Regions from separate parts of the Homo sapiens genome. Here all the other regions are linked to region 1. The links are chromatin loops, found by intact Hi-C in ENCODE. Cell type or tissue: PC-9. All regions are shown on one strand.

Region 1 (8,000 bases):
CCTCTTTTTCTTCCCAGTTTCGGGTATGTCTTTATCAGCAGCATGAAAACAGACTAATACACTCCACCTCCGGGTTCAATCGAGCCTGCTGCCTCAGCCTCCGAGTAGCTGGGATTACAGGTACACGCCATGACGCCCAGCTAATTTTTTGTATTTTTTTTAGAGATGGGGTTTCACCCTGTTGGCCAGGCTGTTCTTAAACTCTTGATCTCAGATGATCAGCCCACCTCGCCCTCCCAAAGTGCTAGGATTACAGGCGTGTGCCACCGCACCCACTCCTGGTCAGAATAACAGCTTTAAATGCCAAAAAGAAAACACACAGGGTTACAAAGGAACCAATTATATTGAAATACAAGTTATCAAAATACTTTACAAAACCAACTTGGGATATAGCAACATGGTTTTTATATTGCTATAAACAATTGCTATAAACACATTTTATAGCAATATGTGTCTCTATTAACAAACTAAATAATAAGATCTAGCAGCAAGTCTAAAAACTGCCATGATTTTAAAGTAGCTATGAGCATTAATTTTGAGACATCAGCAGCAGCTGTACATGTAGTGTACAAATATCTGTGACTTCTACGGGTGACAAAATCACAGGCACTGCCAGGAGTTCCAGACCAGCCCTGGCAACATGGTGAGACCCCTGACTCTACAAAAAGTTAAAACATTAGTTGGGTGTGGTAGTGTGTGCTTGTGATCTGAGCTACTTGGGAGGCTGAGGTGGGAGGATCACTTGAGCCCGGGAGGTGGAGGCTGCAGTGACCTGTGATCACACCACTGCGCTTCAGCCTGGGCAACAGAGAAAGACCCTGTGTCAAAAAAAAAAAAAAAAAAAAAATCACAGGCGTGGTTTGTTGTCTGCATTCACAATGGAAGGAGAAATGCTGTCTTTCAGTTAGAATTGTGAAAATAGAGAAGTGATTTTCCCACGTTTTTGGATGTCTGAATTTTTTTTATTTTTTTTATTTTTTTGAGATGGAGTCTTGCTCTGTCACCCAGGCTGGAGTGCAGTGGCGCAATCTTGGCTCACTGCAAACTCCAGATGGTCTCGATCTCCTGACCTCGTGATCCGCCCGCCTCGGCCTCCAAAAGTGTTGGGATTACAGGGGTGAGCCACCGCGTCCGGCTCTGGATGTCTGAGTTCTACCCACTGTCCCCTTTTGGGGGTTCATGGATCTGAATTAGGAACTTCTAGTTTAATGAGTGTTGGAGATGAGGTGACAGAGAGTGATCAGAGGAATAGGGACAGATCCAAGAAAAACGTGACCAAACATGCAAATGTTTCATAAGAGATGCCCTGAAGTGTTAAGACAAAGGGAGTGCACGGAGGGGCAACCATTGTCCCGACTAAACTATCAGCCCCTTAAGGACAGGGATTGTGTCCTGTGTATTCCATGGACTGGGGTTGTAGATTCATAAGGACTCTATGAAATTAATGCAACCCATCACCACATTTATTTATAGACTGAATAAATGTTGCCTCCTGCACACCCACATAAGACTTTTTTCTTTTTCTTTCTTTCTTTTTTTTTTTTTTTTTTTTTTGAGAAAGGATCTCACTCTGTTGCCCAGCATGGAGTACAGCAGCATGATCACAGCTCACTGCAAACTCAAACTCCTGGGCATGAATGATCTTCCCACCTCAGCCTCCCGAGTAGTTGGGACTACAAGACCATGTCATCACACCTGGCTAATTTTTTATTTTTAGTAGAGACAAGGTCTTGCTATGTTGCCCAGGCTGGTCTCCAACTCCTAGGCTCAAGCAGTCCTCTAGCCTTGGCCTCCCAAAGTATGATTGCATGCATGAGCCACTGCACCCAGCCAAGAATTTTTCAAAGTGTGTGGATGATGTTATAATAAATAAAACAGGAATCTGAAGAGTCCTTAAATCATGGTAGCTTTTAGTCATGTATTTTCTCAACCAGAGTGCTCTAAAATTACATGGAAACCATTGGACCTTCAAGTACCCTGTTCCCTCAGCCTAGAGGGCTTAGCCCACTCCCTCCCCTTCCTTCTTTGCCAACTCTTACTCATACTTGAGTCTCACCTTAAACATCACTTTCCCAGAGAGGCCTGTCTTGACTCTTTCCAAAAATTAGGTCACCCCATTACACATCACCATGGTCCTGGTCCCCTCCCCATCCTAGCCTACATCACATGTGTAATTAATTACTTCTCTAATATTTGTCTTCCCTTTTTCCATGAGGATTAAGACTGTGTCTGTATTCCCAAGTCAGGAATAAATATTTGCAGAATAGACGATGGGTGGATGGAAGGCCCACTTGGGACAGGCACTTAAGGTGTAAGTAATCTGTTTAAATATTTTCATTCTTTCCCATCACCTCATCCATTTTCACTCATTTTGCTTGAAACATGTTTTGTGAATTTCTCAGGTTTAATCCCCATTGCCAGAACACATTAACTTCAGGCTCCGAACACAAAGATTGTTGTCACTTTCAATTTGCCCCTCAGTGCATTTTAAAGAAATCATTCCCATGGTAGAAATTGGGAGAAAGAAAAAAAAACACACATGAGTGGGTTTGAGGTAGGAAAGTGTTGAGGAGGAGGGGAGGAGTGAGCGATGGGGAATCAATTTGATAGCAATCAGGGAGGGGCCAGGCATGGTGGCTCATGCCTGTAATTCCAGCCCTTTGGGAGGCCGAGGCAAGAAAATCACTTGAGCCCAGGAGTTTGTGACCAGCCTGAGCAACATAGGGAGACCACCTCTCTACAAAAAATTTATGGCCGGGTGCAGTGGCTTACGCCTGTAATCCCAGTACTTTGGGAGGCCAAGGCGGGTGGATCTCTCGAGGTCAGGAGTTCGAGGCCAGCCTGGCCAACATGGTGAAAACCCATCCCTACTACAAATACAAAATAGCCGGGCGTGGTGGCACACACCTGTAATCCCAGCTACTCGGGAGGCTGAGGCAGGAGAATTGCTTGAGCCCAGGAGGCGGAGGTTGCAGTGAGCCCAGATCGTGCCACTGTACTCCGGCCTGGGCCACAGAGCGAGACTGTATCTCAAAAACAAACAAACAAACAACAACAACAACAACAAAAATGCAAAGAAAAGAAATCAACCATTTTCTTCCCCCTTTCAAACCCCATAGCCTAACCAGAGGGAACTTCTGAGGGGAAACTTGCTCTTTGCTGCCATCTGGTGGCTGTTACTGGAGCAGTTCTCACAGGAAAAACTTCTATCCAACAATTATGTGGCACCTACTGGGTTCAAAGTTCTGTACCAGGCAACTTATAAATACTTTCTTACATTTTTATATTCCTTTACCAATAATGAGGCATTTTCTTTTTTTGAGATGGAGTCTCGCTCTGTCACCCAGGCTGGAATGCAGTAGCCCGATCCTGGCTCACTGCAACCTTCACCTCCTGGATTCAAGCGATTCCCCTGTCGCAGCCTCCCAAGTAACTGGGATTACACCTGTAATCCCAACACTTTGGGAGGCTGATGCGGGCGGATCACTTGAGGCCAGGAGTTCAAGACAAGCCTGGCTAACATGGCAAAACCCCATTTCTACTAAAAATACAAAAGTTAGATGGGCATGATGGTGCATGCATGCAATCCCAGTTACTCAGGAGGCTGAGGCAGAAGAATCACTGGAACCCGAGAGGCAGAGGTTGCAGTGAGGTGAGGTCGCACCACTGCACTCCAGCCTGGGTGACAGAGTGAGACTCTGTCTGAAAAAAAAAAAAAAAAAAGAGCTGGGCATGGTGGTGCACACCTATAATCCCAGCTACTTAGGAGACTGAGGCATAAGAATTGCTTGAACCCAGGAGTTGGAGGTTGCAGTGAGCCGAGATTGCACCATTGCACTCCAGCCTGGGCGACGGAGAGAGATTCTGCCAAAAAAAAAAAAAAGTCTGCAGTCATTGCCATTGTCCCCTGGGGAGGCAAAATCCTCAGTTGAGAACCACCAGTATAGATCAATGACAGCTTATAATTCAAGGATGCCCACCACCATCTGTTTGTGGGAGTATATATTGGCACAAATCTTGGACGGGTGATTTTGAAAGTAGGCTTTGGAAAGCAATCATTAAAATATTCAAAATATTTGCATTGGAGGAATGGGAGAGAATTTATTATTTATAGTCCTAGAAGTGTAATAGATTCATTAGGAATAAAGGTTTGATGATATATAAGACTGTAGTTTCCCCAAGTGATAGACACAGATGTGATGGCTGCCAGCTGCCAACAGTCCTCGAAGTAGCTTCGTACATGAGAAACTGGATAATTCATTTGAGGTGTGGGCATCAGTCTCACCTGGCTTAGACTGCAGTGATTGGTTCAAAGATGAGCCTATCAGAGTGCTTCTCTAGAGTTCTTCTAGTTTAACCTGAGGGGTCAGGTTAACTGACTGAGGGGCCAGGGTCAGAGAAAAGGGTATCTTTTCTCCCTGGTCACAAGGCTGTAAGTATGGAAGCCCAGCATCAAAGAGCCATGCCCCCACCTAAGAAAGAAGTTGTTCTAAGGAAAATGAAACCAGTATACAGACAGCAGGATGGGTAAGTGGCACAGAAAATCCTTGTGATGTTCAAGTCTGGAGTTTGGCCATCTGTGGCTAGCTCCAACCGGGACATTCCCATAGTTTCCTCTTGTGAGCCAATAAATACCCCCCCTCCTCTTTTTGTTAATAGACAGGGTCTCACTCTGTCACCCAGGATGGAGTGAAGTGGCACGATCATGGCTCACTGCAGCCCCAAACTCATGGGCTCAAGTGATCCTCCCACCTTATCTTCCTTAGTGGCTAGGATTGCAGGTGCATGCCACCATGCCTAGCTAATTAAAAAAAAATTTTGTAGAGGTGGGGTCTTGCTACGTTGCCCAGGTTGGTCTCAAACTCCTCCAGCAATCCTCCCCCTCGGCCTCCCAAAGTGCTGGGATCACAGGCATGAGCCACTGCACCTGGCCCCAATTCTCACTTTTTATTCAAGCTAATGTATATTGGATTTCTGTATCTTGCAACTGTAGGGTTCTGACTAACACATCTTTTTTTTTTTTTTTTTTTTTTTGAGACGGCGTCTTGCTCTGCCGCTAGGCTGGAGTACAGTGGTGCGATCTTGGCTCACTGCAATCTCTGCCTCCCGGGTTCAAGCAATTCTCCTGCCTCAACCTCCAGAGTAGCTGGGACTACAGGCACGCGCCACCACGCCCAGCTAATTTTTGTATTTTTAGTAGAGACGGGGTTTCACCATGTTGGCCAGGATGGTCTCGATCTCTTCACCTTGTGATCCACCTGCCTCTGTCTCCCAAAGTGCTGGGATTACAGCCGTGAGCCACTGCGCTCGGCCGCTGACTAACACATCTTGACAAAGATGTAGAGAATTTATGTAATGACCAGGAGCACTGGTAAAATTTTGACTTGTAAATGTCTTGAGGAGAGAATCCCTGTGCAAACTAGATGGATCCAATTCCCCTGCGAGCCTACTGTGTAAATCCTGGTGTGACGCTTGCAAACTCAGTAGATGCAGCTGCCTCGTGGCCACCACACCGCCTCCATTCCTTTAAGGTTTTATACTTCCCCAGGCTTTCACAATCATTATCTCATTTGCCTTCTGCCACATCCCAACCAGACAGAGAAGGAGATTTTACCATCCCCATTTCCAGGTGAGAAAATGAAGACACCATGAGGCTAGACGATTTTTTTCATGTAATTCAAGGATTTGAGAAGAGATCAGCTGTTCTCAAATTCGATCGGTCATGACCTGTGCCATGAGTGATCTGATGGTAATGGTTAAAGTACCATTAGCTGGAGGATGATTCATATATTTTTAAATAATACATTATCCCTATACCAACCTAATTCTTGCCAGCATTTAATATGCTTTCCCTACCGGGAGAAAAAGGAGCAGAGTTACAGCTGGCATATTAAGACTTCCCCTGGGAGTGTTATGCATATGAATGCCTGACCATGTGCAGCGTAACAGAAAACAAGGTGGAGAGTCCATGGAATAGCCAGTTCCAAAAGCTGCTTCCAGCTCTACAATGGGATGATTCACCCAAAGTAAACAATGAGTTGATGGCATTCAAATCAAAACTAACCACTTTTCCTTGTCCATGTATCTGACCAAGGATCACTCACTTCAAACAGTTGTAGGATGATTATAAAATGTGTCATCGGGGCCGGACTCAGTGGCTCACGCCTGTAATCCCACCACTTTGGGAGGCTGAGGCAGATGGATCACCTGAGGTCAGGAGTTCAAGACCAGCCTGGCCAACATGGTGAAACCCCGTCTCTACTAAAAATAGAAAAATTAGCCAGGAGTGGTGGCAGGTCCCTGTAATCCCAACTACTTGGGAGGCTGAGGCAGGAGAATTGCTTGAACCCAGGAGGCAGAGGTTGCCGTCAGCCGAGATTGCCCCACTGCACTCCAGGCTGGGCAACAAGAGCAAAAACTCTGTCTAAAAAAAAAAAAACAGTGTCATCCATCGACACCTGTGGAAAGAAAGGGGGAAAAAAATGTGTCATCCAGACCAGGATACTTTTTTTTTTTTTTTTTTGAGACAGCATCTTGCTATGTTGCCCAGGCTGGAGTGCAGTGGTATGATCTTGGCTTACTGCAGCCTCGATCCCCTGGGCTCAAGCAATCCTCCTGCCTCAGCCTCCCAAGTAGCTGGGACCATAGGCGTGCACCACCATGCCTGGCTAATTTTTTTGTATTTTTTGTAGGGATAGGGTTTTACCATGTTGCCCGTGCTAGTCTTGAACTCCTGAGCTCAAGCAATCCGCCCACCTCAGCGTCCCAAAGTGATAGGATGACAGGCATGAGCCACCGTGCCCAGCCAAACCAGGATACTCTTAAGACAAAAGGGAACATCTAGGGAATGGAACACCAAGGCCACATATTAAACAGGAATTGTGTTGAGAAAAAACAGGACTTAAGTTACCCTAAGTCTATGCAACTCAGGAAAAGTAAATTTACAAAACCAGAAACCAACAGCCCTGCCCCTAGGAACATGATTCTGAAGGCAAGTTGGATATGTCTTGGTTTTAGCTCCCCCAGAAGCAGATCCTGAGACAAGGATTTGGGTTAGTTTATTTGGGAAGTGAAGGAAGCACCTTGTAGGGGAGTAGGAAAATAAGATAAGGAAAGAAAGGCAGCCAATAAGAGTGTGGCTCATGCCTGTAGTCCCAGCACTTTGGTAGGCCGAGTCGGGCAGATCACCTGAGGTCAGGAGTTCAAGACCAGCCTGACCAACATAGAGAAACACTGTCTCTACTAAAAATAAAAAAAATTAGCCGGGTGTGGTGGCACATGCCTGTAATCCCAGCTACTCAGGAGGCTAAGGCAGGAGAATCACTTGAACCCGGGAGGCAGAGGTTGCGGTGAGCTGAGATCGCACCATTGCACTCCAACCTGGGCAACAAGAGCGAAACTCTGTCTCAAAAAAGTGTGTTATCAAGCTAGCTGTTACTGTGGGCAACTGCCACGTGATCCCTGTGCTGGCCACAGAGCTGGGCCACCCACATGCCCCCTCAAGGGAGGACTTGCTGTCCAGGGACTGCAGGGAGTGCAGTCAGTAGACAGACTGCAGCTGTCACCTCCTTCAAGGTCAGCCTCAGCTGTACAGCCCTGCCCAGCCCAAGGCCATGCCCTTCCCGAGGTAGCCTGCATCTGTTGACTGGGCAAGGAAAGTCTGTTTTGTTTTGTTCTGTTCTGTTTTGTTTTGTTTTGTTTCGTTTTTTGAGATGGAGTCTCGCTCTGTCACCCAGGCTAGAGTGCAGTGGTGCGATCTCGGCTCACTGCAACCTCCGCATGCCAGATACAAGCAATTCTCCTATCTCAGCCTCCGAGTAGCTGGGATTACAGGCACTCACCACCACGTGCGGCTAATTTTGTATTTTTAGTAGAGACAGGGTTTCGCCCATGTTGGCCAGGCTGGTCTCGAACTCCTCACCTCAAGTGATCCAACCACCTTGGCCTTCCAAAGTGCTGGGATTACAGGTGTGAGCCACCACACCCAGCCAGGAAAGTCA
Region 2 (8,000 bases), 61 kb before region 1:
CCTACATAACTACCTTCCCAAATATAATTACTATTAAGGAAACAAATTTAGTATTAATATTATAACTAATACTATTCTATGCTGAGTATTAACAATAATTACCATTTTTTATAAGGAGTTTACTAAGAGCCAGGCAAGGTGCTAAGTGCTTTAAATCGAATATCTCATCTAATCCTCACAACAACCCTGTGGATTAGGTACTACAACCTCTATGTTATTTTTTTTGTTTTCTTTTGTTTTGTTTTGTTTTGAGATGGAGTCTTACCCACTCTGTCGCCCAGGCTGGAGTGCAGTGCACCATCTCGGCTCACGACAACCTCCGCCTCCCGGGTTCAAATGATTCTCCTGCTTCAGCTTTTCAAGTAGCTGGGATTACAGGTACATGCGACCACCATGCCCAGCTAATTTTCTATATTTTTAGTAGAGACAGGGTTTCACCACGTTGTCCAGGCTGGTCTCGAACCCGTGACCTCAAGTAATCCGCCCGCCTCAGCCTCCGAAAATACTGGCATTACAGGCTACAACCTATTTTAAAGAATAGCAAATGGACTCAGAAAAGGTAACTGACTCACCCAAAGTAATGCAGCTAACTAGTGCTGGGACTGGGATTCAATTCTAAATCTTCATGGTCTCTATTGTCCCCCTGACTTACGAATACATAAATCAAACAAGGATTTCTACTTCACCAGTGTTCCACATACATCAGAAACAAAAGAATTAAAAATCTATTTGGAAGTAATCTTATGATATTAAGTTTTAACGCATCTGGGGTGACAGAAATGTGTATCTTGAGAGGAATGAGGGTTAAACAGGTGTGGTATTCATCAAAACTTTTTTTAAAATCTTAAAAAATACCATCCTGACTAACACAGTGAAACCCCGTCTCTACTAAAAATACAAAAAATTAGCCGGGCGAGGTGACGGGCGCCTGTAGTCCCAGCTACGTGGGAGGCTGAGGCAGGAGAATGGCGTGAACCCCGGGGGGCAGAGCCTGCAGTGAGCCGAGATCGCGCCACTGCACTCCAGCCTGGGCGACAGCGAAGACTCTGTCTCAAAAAAAAAAAAAAAAAATCTTAAAAAATAAACATCCCTGCAATGAAAATGAATAGGATTATACCCACAGAAATTGTAGTTTTAAAAAGCATCTTTGTTCATTTATTTTTCTTTCTTCAATAAAAGGACAAACTTGCCCTGGTACAGGGGCTTATGCCTGTAAGCCCAACACTTGCAGAAGCTGTGACAAGTAGATCACTTGAGCCCAGGAATTCGAGACCTGCCTGGGCAACATGGTGAAACCTCATCTCTACAAAAAATACAAAAATTAGCCAGGTATGGTGGCACACACCTGTGGTCCCAGCTACTCAGGAAGCTGAAGTGGGAGGATCGTTTGAGCCCAGGAGGTCAAGGCTGCAGTAAGCCGTGATTGTGCCAATGCACTCCAGCCTGAGCCACAGAGCAAGACCCTGTCTTGCAAGCAACCAATCAATCAATGAATGAATAAACTTTAGTACAGAAGTGTAAAGTGTGAGAAATATGAAAAGATCTCCCTTCTAAGGCAAGTTCAGCTATCTACTTCTGCACAGTGTCTTTTTTCCAAAAGAATCAGTGCATATAAAACTCTAAATAGAGGGCCAGGTGCAGTGGCTCACACCTATAACCCCAGTGCTTTGGGAGGCCAAGGCAAGAGGCTCACTTGAAGTCAGGTGTTCTATATCAGCCTGGGCAACACAGTGAGACCCCATCCCTACAAAAAATTAAAAAATTAGCCAGGCATGGTGGCACAGGCCTAGAGTCGACAGAAGACCTTGTTTCAAACAAAACAAAACAGAATTTCCCCTAAAATATTATCCCTGGTCCTATAATAAAAGCAAGCTGGGCACGGTTCATGCCTGTAATCCCAGCACTTTAGGAGGCCAAGGCAGGTGGATCACTTGAGGTCAGGAGTTCGACCCTAGCCTGGCCAACATGGTGAAACCCCGTCTCTACTAAAAAGAAAAATACAAAATTTAGCCGGGTGTGGTGGCAGGCGGCTGTAGTCCCAGCTACTCTGGAGGCTGAGGCAGGAGAATCGCTTGAACCCAGGAGGCGGAGGTTGCAGTGAGCTGAGATTGCACCACTGTACTCCAGCCTGAGAGACTGAGACTCTAAATAAATAAACAAATAAATAAAAGCAAAGGTGAGTGACAAGGAGATTCCAAGGACACACACAGGTGAGCAAAGTTGGCAGGGTAGGCTGTTACCTGGAAGAACAGATTCAGCCTGGAGGCCCGGCTGGCAATGGGTTCAGCAGCACCAGCATCCAAAGGATTCCGCGCTCCATATTTGAACTTCAACATCTCCCCACTGGCGCTGAAAGGATATCAGAAAAGTCAAGTGTGTCCTATGTTTTGAGCAGGAAGGGCCTGAGAGATCCTGATCTCCCTCAAGATATCAGGGACAAGGAGGTGAAAATCAGCTACCACTCCAGTTTTAGGAAGCTCAGTCTAATCATGGAGATTAAACACCAGATTTTAACTCACTGTGACAGGAGATGATACACTTATCTGACATACTCTCTTACTTATAAATGTGTTTATTATCTCCCCCCTTAGAATGGAAGCTCCACAAGGGCAGAGATGTTTGCCCCCATGCAGTGGGGGCACACATAGCCTGGCACACAAATAGGTGCGAATAGTTATTAAATGAATGACTGAAATAAGCAAAATATATAGCTTGTTGTAAGGTGTTAAGTGCTATGGGGTAAAAACAAAATCGAGCAAGAAAAGGACAATGGGGGTGAGATGGTGCAATTTTTAGTGTGGTCAAATAAGACTTCACTGAGAAGCCACCATTTGACCCAAGACTTGAAGACCTGAAGCGAATGACCAGCAAGCCATGTTGATATCTGGGGAAAGAAAGACATCCGTGGCAAACGAAACAGCCAAGCCAAAAGCACTGAGGCAGGACCTGGCCTCTCCAGCAACAGCGAGGCCAGACGGACTGGAGCAGAGCGAAAGAGGCGGGGGCATCATGAGGTGATGGGGTGGGCACGGGGTATGAATACGCTGAAACAGAGAGGTTAAGTAAATGGCTAAGTTCACGCAGATAATAAGGAACCGGCCGACTACACTGGGCAGAATAATGCAGTTAGTGCTGACAGGAGGCAGAGCTGAAGAGACAAAGCACTCCGCCTGGTTTAGGGGAGGAGCAAGCCTCCTGCCCCAGCACCACTCGGCTGACCCCTCGGCTCCCAAGGAAGGTGGGCGCGCGCACAGCTAGCCCCGGAAGACCCTCCAGGCCTCCCGCAGCCCTGGGGGTGGAATCGCCGCCCTCCCCGGGGCGGGAGGGAAACCCGGGACTTGTATGGGTGGAGGCGGCCCTCCCCTGGCCTTGCAGAGCCGGGTGCGGTAGAATTGGGTCTGGGGGATCAGACTCACGCTCTGCGAACCCCCAGGTCTGCGATCTGTTCCGCCCCGCGCCTCCCGCCGCCGCGTTTGAACCCGAGGAACGGCGCGGGCGGGTCTCAGCCGTGTTTGGACCAATCAGCGTCTCCGCTCCTATGATAGACATGGGCGTCTCAGCCAGGCCCCGCCCATGTCCCTAAAGGCATGGAGGAAAGTGAAGGGGAGAGCCAATCAAATTGCATCTTCCTTTGACTCGCGACCAACGGGAAAAAGGGAAGGGCAAAATCAGCAGGGCAGGTCTTGGAAGTTTGAAATTGGCGGTTACGCAGGATGCTGCGTTTGAGGACGCGACTGTTAATCTAGGATCCCTGAGGAGGTCGCCAGGGCGCTGTCCCCTGCTCTCGGCCACCTGCAAGGAGGAAGGCAGCCAGGCTGCTCTGCCTGGTCTTCTTTCTCTCTCATGTGGCTAAGGTAGAAGTACTTGTTACCTGGGGAAGCCCAGTGGTCCTCTGCTACAGCTGAGGCAGCGAATGTTTTGAGCTTGACTTCAACCTACCTTGATTACTCTATCTCCGGGCTGACTGCCCTGCAAGGAGTTGGTGACAGTCATTGAGACTGTCTGAAAGGACACTTTAAAATAAATTATAGACGAGATACTTAAACAGGCACTTCACCAAAAAGGAAATCCAGATGACCAACAAATGTGTGAAAGTTGTCAACCTCGTTCATAATCAGAAAATATGAAAAATAAAGTCACAGTGAGAAAGAATAACACTCAAATTCGAGAACAACAACAACAAAAGGATGTGACAGTGTTTGCGAAGATGTGGAAGTACACACACTTATACAGTACCCGTAGGCGTGTAAATGGATACAATCTCTTTGAAATTTGAAAAAAAAGTTTGGCATTATTTGCTAACATTGAAGATTTGTGCATTCTATGACTATTGCTAGGTGTAGTTTCTCTACCTAAGAAAAACTCCTATTTATTTATTTATTTTGAGATGGAGTCTTGCTCTGTCTCCCAGGCTGGAGTGCAATGGCACGATCTCGCCTCACTGCAACCTCCACCTCCCAGGTTCAAGCTATTCTCTTGTCTCATCCTCCCAAGTAACTGGGATTACAGGTGCATGCCACCATGCCCAATTGTTTGTATTTTTAGTAGAGATGGGGTTTCACCGTGTTGTCCAGGCTGGTCTTGAACTCCTGACCTCGAGTGATCTGCCCACCTCGGCCTCCCAAAGTGCTGAGATTACAGGCCCTGAGCCACCACGCCGGCGAGAAACTCCTACTTATGTACACCAAGAGATGTGTATAAGAATACAAAATAGTGTTCGCAAAAAACTGGAAGTGATATAAATGTCCATCAGCAGTAGAAAAGACAAAATTGTATATTGCAGTGTTTTCACAAGCAATGAAAAAGAATAAACTGCAACTAACCACAATGACATAATGAGTCTCAAAACAAGGCCTAATGAAGGAAGCAAGAAAATAACATATGATTCCATTATGATTCCATTCTTATAAGTTCCAAAACAGGACAAAACAAAGCAACATTGTTTAAGGAGGGATGTATTAGGTTGATGCAAATCATTGCAGTTTTTGTCATTGTTTAAAGTAATGACAAAACCATAAAGAAAGCAACAGCCAGAATAGTAGTTACCTGGGGTTGGGATGGAGGCCTTTCAGGGTGTTGGGGTGCTGCTGTGATCTATTTCTTAACCTAGGTAGCAACAATATGGATGTGGTTTCATAATGATTAAATTGTGTGTATATGTGTGCACGCATGTGTGTGTGTGTATGTTCTATTTATATATGTAAAGTCCTTTTTGTACTCTCCTAATTCTACAGTAGACAGAACTGGAGATGTGTTCTCTCTCTCACACACACACACACACACACGCACACCAGCACATAATTAGAGCTACAGGCTTGCTTAATACACATTTGTTCTTTTTTCCTTCCCCAAACATAACTTACTTCTTGTTCCCGGGGCCAATAATGGATAGCTACTATTTATCAAGCACCTCTTTTTTTTTCTTTTTTCTTAGACAGAATCTCACTCCGTCACCCAAGCTGGAGTTCAGTGGCACAATCACGGCTTACTGCAGCTTCCACCTCTCCAGGCTCAAGTGATCATCCCACCTCAGCCCTTCCAGTAGCTGGGACCACAAGAATGTACCACCATGCCTGGCTGTTTTTTTGTTTTTTTGGGTTTTTTTTTTTGTAGAGATGGGGTCTCCCTATGCTACCCAAGCTGATCTCAAATTCCTGTACTCAAGCAATCATCCTGCCCCGACCTCCCAAAGTGCTGGGATTACAGGTGTGAGCAACTGCGCCCAGCCCAGAAACTTCTATATAAAGAAAATAACTGGCCAGACCCAATGGCTCATGCCTGTAATCCCAACACTTTGGGAGGCCAAGATTGGTGGATCACTTGAGGTCAGAAATTTGAGACCAGACTGGCCAATGTGGTAAAACCCCATCTCTACTAAAAATACAAATTAGCCTGGCGAGGTGGCAGGTGCCTGTAATCCCAGCTACTCAGGAGGGTAAAGCAGGAGAATCACTCGAACCTGGGAGGCGGAGGTTGCAGTGAGCTGAGATCTCACTTGCCACTGCACTCCAGCCTGGGTGAGACAGTGAGACTCGGTAAAAAAAAAAAAGAATAATTATCATTGGCTGAGTGCTTTCTAGGTTTCTAGGTGCAAGCCTTCAATAGCCCCTGAAGTAGGCACTATTATTAGCATCCACCCCTATGGAAAGGAGCCACTCTCACGCTGGCTCAGAGGCAAATATCCCAGATATTCCCTGTTTCCCAAAGATGTGTCCCCACAACTGGTATGAGCAACACTTTCAAGTGGCAAAAAAAGTCACTTATTTGTTAAATTATATATTTTACTATATGTTAGAAAAACTATAGCTAGCCCATCCAACCAAGTATTTTATAGATGATACCACTTGGAGTGAGACCAAAGGAAATATTTAAGAAGAAAAAATGAGCCAGTAAAGGAAATATTAAGTAAACAGTAGTACAGGTTGTACATGGGTATAGCTTTAGAACAAATCTTGAAATTTGGGAAACACTGCATCATTTGACATAATTCTTAAGCAAGCCTCTGAAGTAGGCATTATTGTTAGCAACCCCATTTTACCAGCAGAGAAATTCAAGCTTAGAGAAATTAAGTCACATACTAGTAAACAGTGGAGCCAGGACATCAGTTGGTTCTTTCATTCTAAAGCCCATTTTGATAACCACCAAACTGTATTGACTTATGTTTATCCCAGCACCTAGCACATAATATTTATAAATATTTGTGGACTAAATGATGAAATCTAACTCCATGTGCATTTGATTACAATTTAATTACTTCTTTCCAGCCTACCAACAATCAACTTTGCAGGCTCTCAATAGAAGTGTACTGAATTTACAAATGAATTGCCTTCTGATTCTACACACACCATTTATTATACCTTCTCATGGTGCAGGTATTCCAGAAGCAGTGGTTCACAACCTTGCATTCACACTGAGATCACCTGGGAAGCTTTAAAATAACATTGATACCTGGGCCCCATCCTTGGAGATCCTCATTTCACTGTTCCAGGATCAAGCCTAGGAATTGGAAGTTGATCAAGCTCCCCAAGTGATATGGTTTGGCTGTGGCCCCACCCAAATCTCATCTTGAATTCCCACGTGTTGTGGGAGGGACCTGGTGGGAGGTAATTGAATCATGGTGGCAGGTCTTTCCTGTGGTGTTCTCATGATAGAGAATAAGTCTTATGAGATCTGATGGTTTTATAAGGGGGAGATTCTCTGCACAAGCCCTCTTCTCTTGTCTGCCACCATCCACATAAGATGTGAGTTGCTCCTCCTTGCCCTCTGCCATGATTGTGAGGCTTCCCCAGCCATGTGGAACTGCAAGTCCATTAAACCTCTTCCTTTTGTAAATGCCCAGTCTCAGGTATGTCCTTATCAGCAGTGTGAAAACAGACTAATACACCAAGTGACCCCAATGTGCAGCCAATGTCATGAACCACTTGCCTAGAAAGGGCAAATATACTACTAACCAAATGTCAAAGTGTATTTTTCATTGTAAGTTAATAAACTGACAATGTGGCTTTATTATCAATCTTTGTTAACAAGAGTCCGTCCCTATGGAGAGGACCCACTCTCACACTGGCTCAGATGCAAAGTGGATACCTCAGAATGGGCCTTCCAGTCCTTGCTCTGTGATCTACTATGGTGAAACCAAAGAGGGTGATGGCTAAGTAATTTAACAGAAGGAGACTGGGGAGTATGGGTTATACTCGGCTTAAGTAAGGACTGAATTCTAAAATAAGTGTTTCGTGTTTTCATATTTGGAGCCTTAAGTGAAGATGGGTATACAAAAGGAAGAGATTCCCAAGCACTATACACAAGCAAAGGACATACAACTTGATTTCCTCTCCACTTTCTTCTGTCCTTTTCTCTTCTTTCCCCTCACTTTCTCTCATTCCAATGGTGTTCCATTTGAGGTTTTAAACTGAAATGGAGGCCGGGCATGGTGGCTCATGCCTGTAATCCTGGCACTTTGGGAGGCCAAGGCATAAGGATCACCTGAAGTTGGTCAGGAGTTC
Region 3 (8,000 bases), 130 kb before region 1:
CAATTTCCTCAGTGGTGTGAAGAATGAGTAACAGCACAGGTAATCAATGTGTGTAAATAAAAACCTGTGATGCTGAAAACGGTGAGAAAAGAAAAAGAAACTCAGGAAGAAACACAGGGTCGCTGGCAGCAAAGGTGGTACCCCCAGAAAATGTCTCCCCCTCTCTCCAAGTAAATTTTGTCAATAAAACTGCAGGAGCTGCTAAGTAATTTCATCACTGCCTCTCTTTTATTAGATTTCTAATTAATCACAATCTGATATGTCCAGGGTCATCTACATCCAACAGGTGGATGAATTTCTAAAATGATGCTTGTAGGTATCACCCACAGGGCTGCCTACAGCAGAGTAGCCAAGTCCAATAGCAATAACACATAACAAGACGCAAGATGAAAGAAAATCTTTCTGATTCCAACCCCGTTGCCAAGCTTTGAAAAAACGTTAAAGTTCCCCAATGATAGGAATACTCTGATGCCATCGTCCAAATAAGAAATACACAGTTTTATTTGCATGGACCTTTTTTGAAATAAGAATCTTATTAAACATTCTGTTGGGTCAGGAACAGCAGCTCGTTTTGTGCTCTAAGGATATAGTTTAAACTACCAGAGGTGAGATAGCACATCTTCAAATACAATAAGCAATATAAACACTTCTGGAGGAAAGGATCATAGGTAAATTAAATCAACAAATATTTATCGAGTGCCTCAGCCTTAATACTGAGATGTCCCTGTCAGAGAGCTCCCTAAACTGAGCTTTCTGTGAGAAACAGAAAGATGTCGTTCAAGTCTTCCTGAAAAATAAGCAATTAATCACACACTGCTTCAGATTAATTGCAATGCCTAAGATCTCCCATATCATTCTGCCTTTTCCCCTGAAATCTAACTCCCTCGAATCCTCCCTCGTCTTTCAGATCACTGACCAACACCCAAGCAAGCTTGCATTCTGACCCAGCCAGCCCACTGCTAACCAGAACTAGAACTCTCCACACGTCCTTCCAGTACGACGTGTGACCTTCAGTGTGCTGCGTGTGTCAAGGTTATACTGCCCACTAACCATGCATCCTTCAACATCAGGCCTCCGCTTCTGCCCTGCTCTTTGATGCCAATGGCAAAACCTCCCAATCCTGCTGAGCCGTTTCAAACCCATCTGATGGCACATTCAACAGCTAGTTAGCACTCTGCCTCTCCCACCACCATCCAGATTGCTTTGGGGTTGTGGAGCAAATCAGACAGAGAGGCACATCTAACACTACCAAAATCCAACCTGAATTTGAAACCCAGCCCCCAGAGAGGGGATCAAGAAAGACCACTTCAACATCTTGCAACATAAAAACCTCCCTCACATTCAATCACAGCCCACAACCTTATTTCGTATCAAATGCCCAATTCCCCACAACACTCTGAAATCTTTTCAGGAACGTTACTGTCAAAATAGCACCCATAGGGAGACACCATCCAGGAACCAACATAACATCCCTATAAATCGATATCTAAGCTACAAATACCACAAAGAGGGAAAGATGCTGCCAAGAAGAATATCAAATTCTGCTCGTCTCCTAAGTGGGCAGCAACTAACCCAACATTACCCTCTGAGAACCTGAAAGTGCAGGGACCAGGGTGGCTGGCAAATAACACCATCAGTCCAAGATCTTCTGGGGAACTCACTCCTCTGAAAACAGAATGTCATTGTATCATGAGAGAATGAGGCAAGATACTGACCTCCCACATCCACAGAAGCTACTGCATTTTACAGAAATTCCAGGAGGCTCCTGGAAGCCTCGACCCTCTAATTCCAAGTGCTCTGTTAATGCATTTTTCAATAGCTTTTATGAGAATGGAGAAAGACCTACCAGATCAAGAGGTTTACAGTGATATTTATATTTCCATTTTCTAGTCTCCTGGTTTTTTTTCCCCCTATGAAGCCCAGTTTCTGTGAATCAATGACTCGGCTACATCACACTCCCTCCTGGTGGCTCACAGTAACGGGGCTTTCTCTGGCTGCCAGCGCTCCACCAGCTCAGAGAGGCTCAGCTGCCAGATCCCTGATCTTGCAGCATACTTGGAGAGGAGCCGAGCACCATCTCTCTGTTAGAGCTCTGGTTCAGCCACTTGCAGCTCAGTTAAACCCATCAGGAAACCTCTAGCTTATGAGACAAGGTTTTTAGGATTCTTTATACAGCCAAGATAGCAACCCCCATCCACCCACTTGAGAGACAGATACATAGATGGTTAGATAGATGGGCAGCTCATCTTAACTCCTGCACATTTCTCCTTTGACCGGGGATCTGCACTGCTGGAAATCTCCCACTCTCTCCCCTTTAAAGAAGACCAAAGATTGGAAAACTAACCCAAAGTACCCAATTGACAATTATCATACCACAGACAGGAACAGGTACCTTACACACTGCAAAATGAGAATATTAACAGGCTACCCCCGCAAAGCCCTAACAGGTAGACTGCTTTCCCAATGCAGGTGACTAGCAGCTTCCCTCCACTGCACTCCCCCCACCTATTCCCCCACCCCCCCACCACCACCTTTGGCTCCAAAAGCCTTGCATCAATGCAGGTCCCTTTAGAAAGTCAAATTTTCACTTACTCAGATCTACCAAGAATCCCCAGTGCCTTGCTGTACGAAAACCCCACAAACGGCAGTTCTTCACCCGAGAAGCCTGAGGGGCTCAGCTGGCACGGAGAGGATGAAACCCACGAATTCTTCTCTGGTTCATCAAAATTGGAGGTGTCATCGTCAGACTTGAGGGTGGGAACGAAGGGGGGAGGAGCTGGTTAAAGAAAAACAAGAAAGGAGGCGGGGAGGAAAAAAAATTTCAGCCGGATTCAACACTGTTGCGGAGAAGATCGTCTTACTCCTTCGGCGCTGGCGATGGCACTGCAGCGCCTGCTTTCAATCTAGCTCGCAACCTCGGCTCCTACAGCAACAAGAGATTAACCCCTTCTCTGCCAACATGGCCACCAACCCGCAGACAGGCTGCCTTCCCGCCTGGGGTAAACTGAAGAGCAAACTCAAACAGGTCACTTGGGCCAACGAAAGCACTTGGGCCAACGAAAGCACTTGGGGAACTCGTGGGGAAGCCGCTCCTTCCTGCTGTTTCCAGAAGGCTCCTACAGAGCAGCTGCTGGCTAGTGCCAGGATGCTAGGAGACCTAAACCTATGGATTCCCTCCTCCAGACAGGTCTAAATTATTAATGATTAGCACTAATCGTTGAAATAAGATGGAACTTCTACATTTCGTGGATTAACCGGGATAAGAGGAAGGACCAGGAAAAGGGATGTGTGAGGTTCTGGAACTCCTGTTAGGATACCACTGCAGTCTACTTCATTCATACCCGGACAAGTCGACTCCGAGATCTTATTAACCACTTTTTTTTTTTTTTAGTTCATTATGCATCTTCCCCAGCGCAATCATGCCCATCAAATCCACTGCAGTTTAATCAGCATAATGAAGCACCAGCCAAATAAAGTTCCTACCGGTGATCTACAGCACCCCTGCGCGCTGACGGTGGGAATGCACGGATGGACATATGCGGCTCCTACCTCCTCAGGGCTTCACTCCCGGCTGGGGGCGTGTTACATCCTCTCCACTTCCTCCGACCTACTAAGCGCTCTCGGTCTGGGAGGTGGACACTCGTCCATCAGTCACCAGGAGGCTGCCCATCGCGGTGGGCTCCCGGGGGTGTCCCCCGCCAGAAACGTTACCATGGTTGCAAGCTGAGGCGTCCGTGGCGGGCCAGCCAGGCGAGTTAGAGCCGAGCATCACATCCCCCGCAGTGCAGGCTGCATGCTCCCGGCTCCGTGCGTGCGTGCTCTGGCTGGAACCCCACCTGGCTGCCGCCTGCCTGCCAGGGGCCAGTGCTGATCCCAGTGACAGAGCAGCATGAGTCACTGCCCGCCAGGGCTCGCTAGAGCTCCCCCTAGGACAGTTGTCACAGCCCTTCACAGCCCAGACTTCTTTTTAACTCCTCGTTTTCTGGACAAAGCTGGGTGCCAGATATGAGCAGCAAGCAGTCTGTTTTCTGCTTACAGACTCCAAAAAAATCTGGCTGTTTCCAAAGTTCCCCGATGACAACAACATCCAAGTGGCGCTGGGAAGTAATTGGAGCAGGAAAGGGATGTGGAGGGGAGAGGAGATGAAGCCAGAGGTCTGGCTGTTCCTGAGAAGTACAAAAGAACATTCCCAGAGCTTCAGGTACATTGAGATGAGGTGGGAGAGTGAGGAAGATTTAAGATGTAAAATGTGCACTACCAGAAAATTATTTAACACCTCCAGTCTCTCAAGAGAATTTAAATCTTCCCTGTTAGTGTCAGAATCTACTTGCTTAATACTTTAAAAATTAGCTGATGGAAAGAAAAATTAGATTGAACACTTCAGCCCACATCCCATGTGTACTTCCATCAACACAGGCTCAAATCCAATCTGGTTTCAATTATCCGGTACCTTTTTTAATAGCAAAAAAAAAAGTTTTAATGGAAATTGTATTTCATAAGGATCAAAAACAGAAGTTTTCCTTCCTGAAATAAGGAAACTCAGATAAAGACTGAGGAAATTTATGGAGAGAGATTTGCAGATGATACTAATATGGAAGCAAAGTGGTTAATGGCAATTGTTCTGGAATCTCAGTTCAAATCCCAGCTCCACCACTTACTAGTTCTGTGACACTGGGTAAGTCACTTAACCTCTCTGAACCTCAGTTTTCAACATGGCAATATCTATTTCAATGGACTATTAGGAGGTTTAAATAAAATAATCCATATAAAAGTGTTTACCACAGTTCTTAGCATACAGTAATCACTCCACAAATATGACCTGCTATTATTGCTACTGCTCACAGGAATTGCATGCTTAGGAGAGAACCTGCAGGTCTTGAAAGCTAGTGACATAGAGCAGAATCTGTACTGAATGTTCATCTTTCCTGCACAGGGCAGAGACACATCCATGTGGATGTTTGTGTTAATCATATCATTTAATTCCTAGCAGAACTTTATAATTCCTTTCCACTATATACTAATTTATCTTTAGGAGACCAAAATAGAATTCCATTTCTGAGTGAGAAGTATAATTAATGGAGAGTAAAAGCCACCCTCAGTGAAATAATTATGATTTTGAAATCCTGTACTATAAAATAAGATTCATCTATAAAACTCTTGCCATGCTCAAAGCCAGCTTAATGCGGTTAAGATTAGAAAAAGGGGCAGATAATCTTCAAGTTAAAAGGAAGAAGAAGTAGGCCAGGCACAGTGGCTCATGCCTGTAATCCCAGCACCTTGGGAGGGCGAGGCAGGTGGATCACCTGAGGTCAGGAGTTCAAGGCCAGCCTGGCCAACATGGTAAAACCCCATCTCTATTAAAAATACAAAAAAATTAGCCAGATGTGATGGTGCATGCCTGTAGTCCCAGCTACTTGGGAGGCTGAGGCAAGAGAATCGCTTGAACCTGGGAGGTGGAGGTTGCAGTGAGCCAAGATCGTGCCACTGCACTCCAGCCTGGGGAACAAGAGCGAAACACCATCTCAAAAAAAAAAAAAAAAAAAAAAAAGGAAAGAGAAGTCAATGTGAAATATACTAGCTGGTAACAGGTAAGATATTCACAGCAAAGATTAAAAGCTAGGGATATAAACCTCTAGACAGCTAGTCGGTCAAGTACAACAGGAAAGTTTGAAAAGAAGGGCTTCTTAGGGCCACATTCAGGCAGAGGAAAAAGCCACAGCCTTAAGCCAAAAAGAAGTGGGGGAACTGGAAATATTCTGCCACCCAGAAAGTGATGAGATGTTTACCCTTGTCCAGGGCCCTTCAGTGGGAAGGAAATAAAGCAGATAGAAAGAAGCAGTAACCTCAGGTAGAGTGTCCACATTTACAGTATCCTGTTACAATTCAAGAAATTAACATGACTACTGGTCCAGGATCACTGAGCCCTTGGAGCACTGGCAGATGCAAGTGGAGAACAACTTGTAGGGGTGTTTTTGCAACCCAGGGCACACAGGATTTTCTCCCCACCCCACCCCCACCCCAACAACCTCCTTCCAATCCCTACCAGAAATAAATTCACAATTAAAAAGTAAAAATCAACAACTACACCTTACGGGTGCAACAACAGATACAAGAAATGGGAGAATTAGCCCTCCAAAAACTGCAGATAAAAGAACAATCTAAAATGAGCCATGAAACAAATTTTTATTATCAAGGTAAATTAGTAGAAATTCTTATCAAAGAACATGACACTTTGAAAAAGAACCAGGTACATTTGAAAGGAACCAAACTGAACTTCCATAAATAAAAAGTCTTGTTCTTGAATTTAAGGTTAAAAATTCACTGAATATGTTAAATAGCAGACTAGATACAGCTGAAGAGAAACTTAGTGAACTAGCAGTTAGATCTGAGGGAATCACATAGAACCTTGATACTTAAGCTATGGTCTACACACTGGCATTATCACCACCACTCAGGAGCTGGTTAGAATTTAATTCTCTAAGAATCTCAGGCCCTGCCCCATACCCATGGAATCAGAACCTACGTTGTAACAAGGTCCCCAGGTGATTCATGTGCACACCACAGTTCAAGAAGCATTTGTGTACAATGCAACACACAGAGACAAAGAGACGGAAAACATGAGAGGTCAAAAGACAAAGACAGAATGAGAAGATCCAATATACATCTAATGGGGCACAGAAAGAGAGATTAGAGAACTACTTTAAAATCTGGTTGCTGCATTTTTTAAGGATTGTGTAAAATCTGGTCACGTCCAAAAACTAACAAGTATGTTATCACATATATCTTGGGGATATAATTCTTCTATTTCTTGTACCTTATATAAAATGTCTCTTTTTTGATCCTTACAAAATGTGATTTTTTTTTGCTTCAATAAAGGTATTTTTAGTTCACTGAAATCATATTGATCTTGAGTCTATGTTGATGGAGGTACACATGGCACCTCAGTACACAGCACAGTGCCAGGTACCTAGTAGGTGCAGAGTAAATATTTGCTAAGCAAATATATAATTAAATAGCAAGAAAATAGGTCTTGTAAAGAGAGCACCTAACATAACACAGGCCACAAACAGGGTACTTGATGTTTGAATTAAATGAAGAGGTTTTAAAAGTCAAGATTGTTCTGTCTGAGAAATATGTTAATAAGTACCTACACTAATCATTTCTGATACAGTATTATGAAATCATCAGCTCCCCCAGCTGCCACATACCCACCACATTCACTAATGACAAATAAGAAATCATATAGTAAGACCTATTGTTCACTGGGAAAAGCCACTAAAAAAAAAAATAGAAAAAAATATTTCCATATATATTTTTAAATATTTTAATAAATCAGCCTGTTTGAGGTAACATCAGAACACAGTCTCCTTAGTGGCAGAGGCTATACAAGTAACTTCTTGAGGTTGTTTTTTGTTTTTGTTTTTGTTTTTGTTTCAGTTATAAAATAGATAGCAGAATCAAGGCTTTCAGAAACAAAGAGCTATTTTAGGAGCTATAGTTAATTTCTCTTCTATAAATTCTCTCTCTCTCTTTTTTAATCCTAACATTCATTAAAAGCTTTTGAGGGGAAAAAAATTATCATCCTCAAAAATATTCGAAAAAAAACAAGGAAAGAAGAACCAAATGGATTTGTCCTCTTGGGACTCCTTCTAACATGCTCCTTTGAGCTCCAGCTGCCTCATTCCCACCTTTGATTTTTTAGCATAGCCCACTAACACCTCAAACAATACCTGGCTGTCCTTATTTAATGTTTAATATCTATTTTTTAAGAGAATGAATGAAAAACAAGAACCTTACATAGGGGATAATTATTTAGACCTAATGTGCCATTCCACGCAACATACCACTTCAGGAAACCCAGGAAATGATATGCTTCAGAGTACCCAATGTATTCATGAAGAACTAGCATATTAAAAAAAAAAAATACTGAGCCTCGTAAAACTCCTAAGACTTTTAATCATCACCATGGATTGCAGAAATGGGAGATGAATAAGAGCCAG

What was found. Hi-C counts contacts between places; a loop is a spot of excess contacts. Peaks named below come from ENCODE experiments on the same cell type or tissue, not always from the same donor. Only the 100,000 strongest peaks of a DNase experiment are listed, where the experiment ranks them.
Region 2: a loop joins it to region 1, with 6 times the contacts of the local background. A loop is called at or near these places in 2 of 110 quality-filtered maps.
Region 3: it touches region 1 in a loop (17-fold over the local background); 2 of 110 quality-filtered maps call a loop at or near these places.

The regions. Positions count from the first base shown.
Region 1 is chr12:119,935,074-119,943,073 of GRCh38, forward strand. LOC112268087 (a long non-coding RNA gene) reads left to right here and starts at 4,318. Exons shown (of 4, transcript XR_002957391.2): 1 at 4,318-4,527. In PC-9, a CTCF peak has its summit at 3,221; a DNase peak (open chromatin) is centred at 6,038; H3K27ac peaks cover 399 bases.
Region 2 is chr12:119,873,833-119,881,832 of GRCh38, forward strand. CIT (citron rho-interacting serine/threonine kinase) reads right to left here and starts at 3,488. Exons shown (of 48, transcript NM_001206999.2): 1 at 3,417-3,488; 2 at 2,241-2,349. The coding sequence starts at 2,336. RefSeq lists an enhancer at 2,878-2,937 and a silencer at 3,168-3,247. In PC-9, no CTCF peak of the experiment used is centred here; a DNase peak (open chromatin) is centred at 3,609; H3K4me3 peaks cover 1,769 bases.
Region 3 is chr12:119,800,614-119,808,613 of GRCh38, forward strand. CIT (citron rho-interacting serine/threonine kinase) reads right to left here. Exons shown (of 48, transcript NM_001206999.2): 10 at 2,593-2,776. Among named protein-coding and RNA genes, the nearest start is that of CIT, 73 kb to the right of the region's middle. RefSeq lists an enhancer at 3,714-4,265. In PC-9, a CTCF peak has its summit at 3,970; no DNase peak of the experiment used is centred here.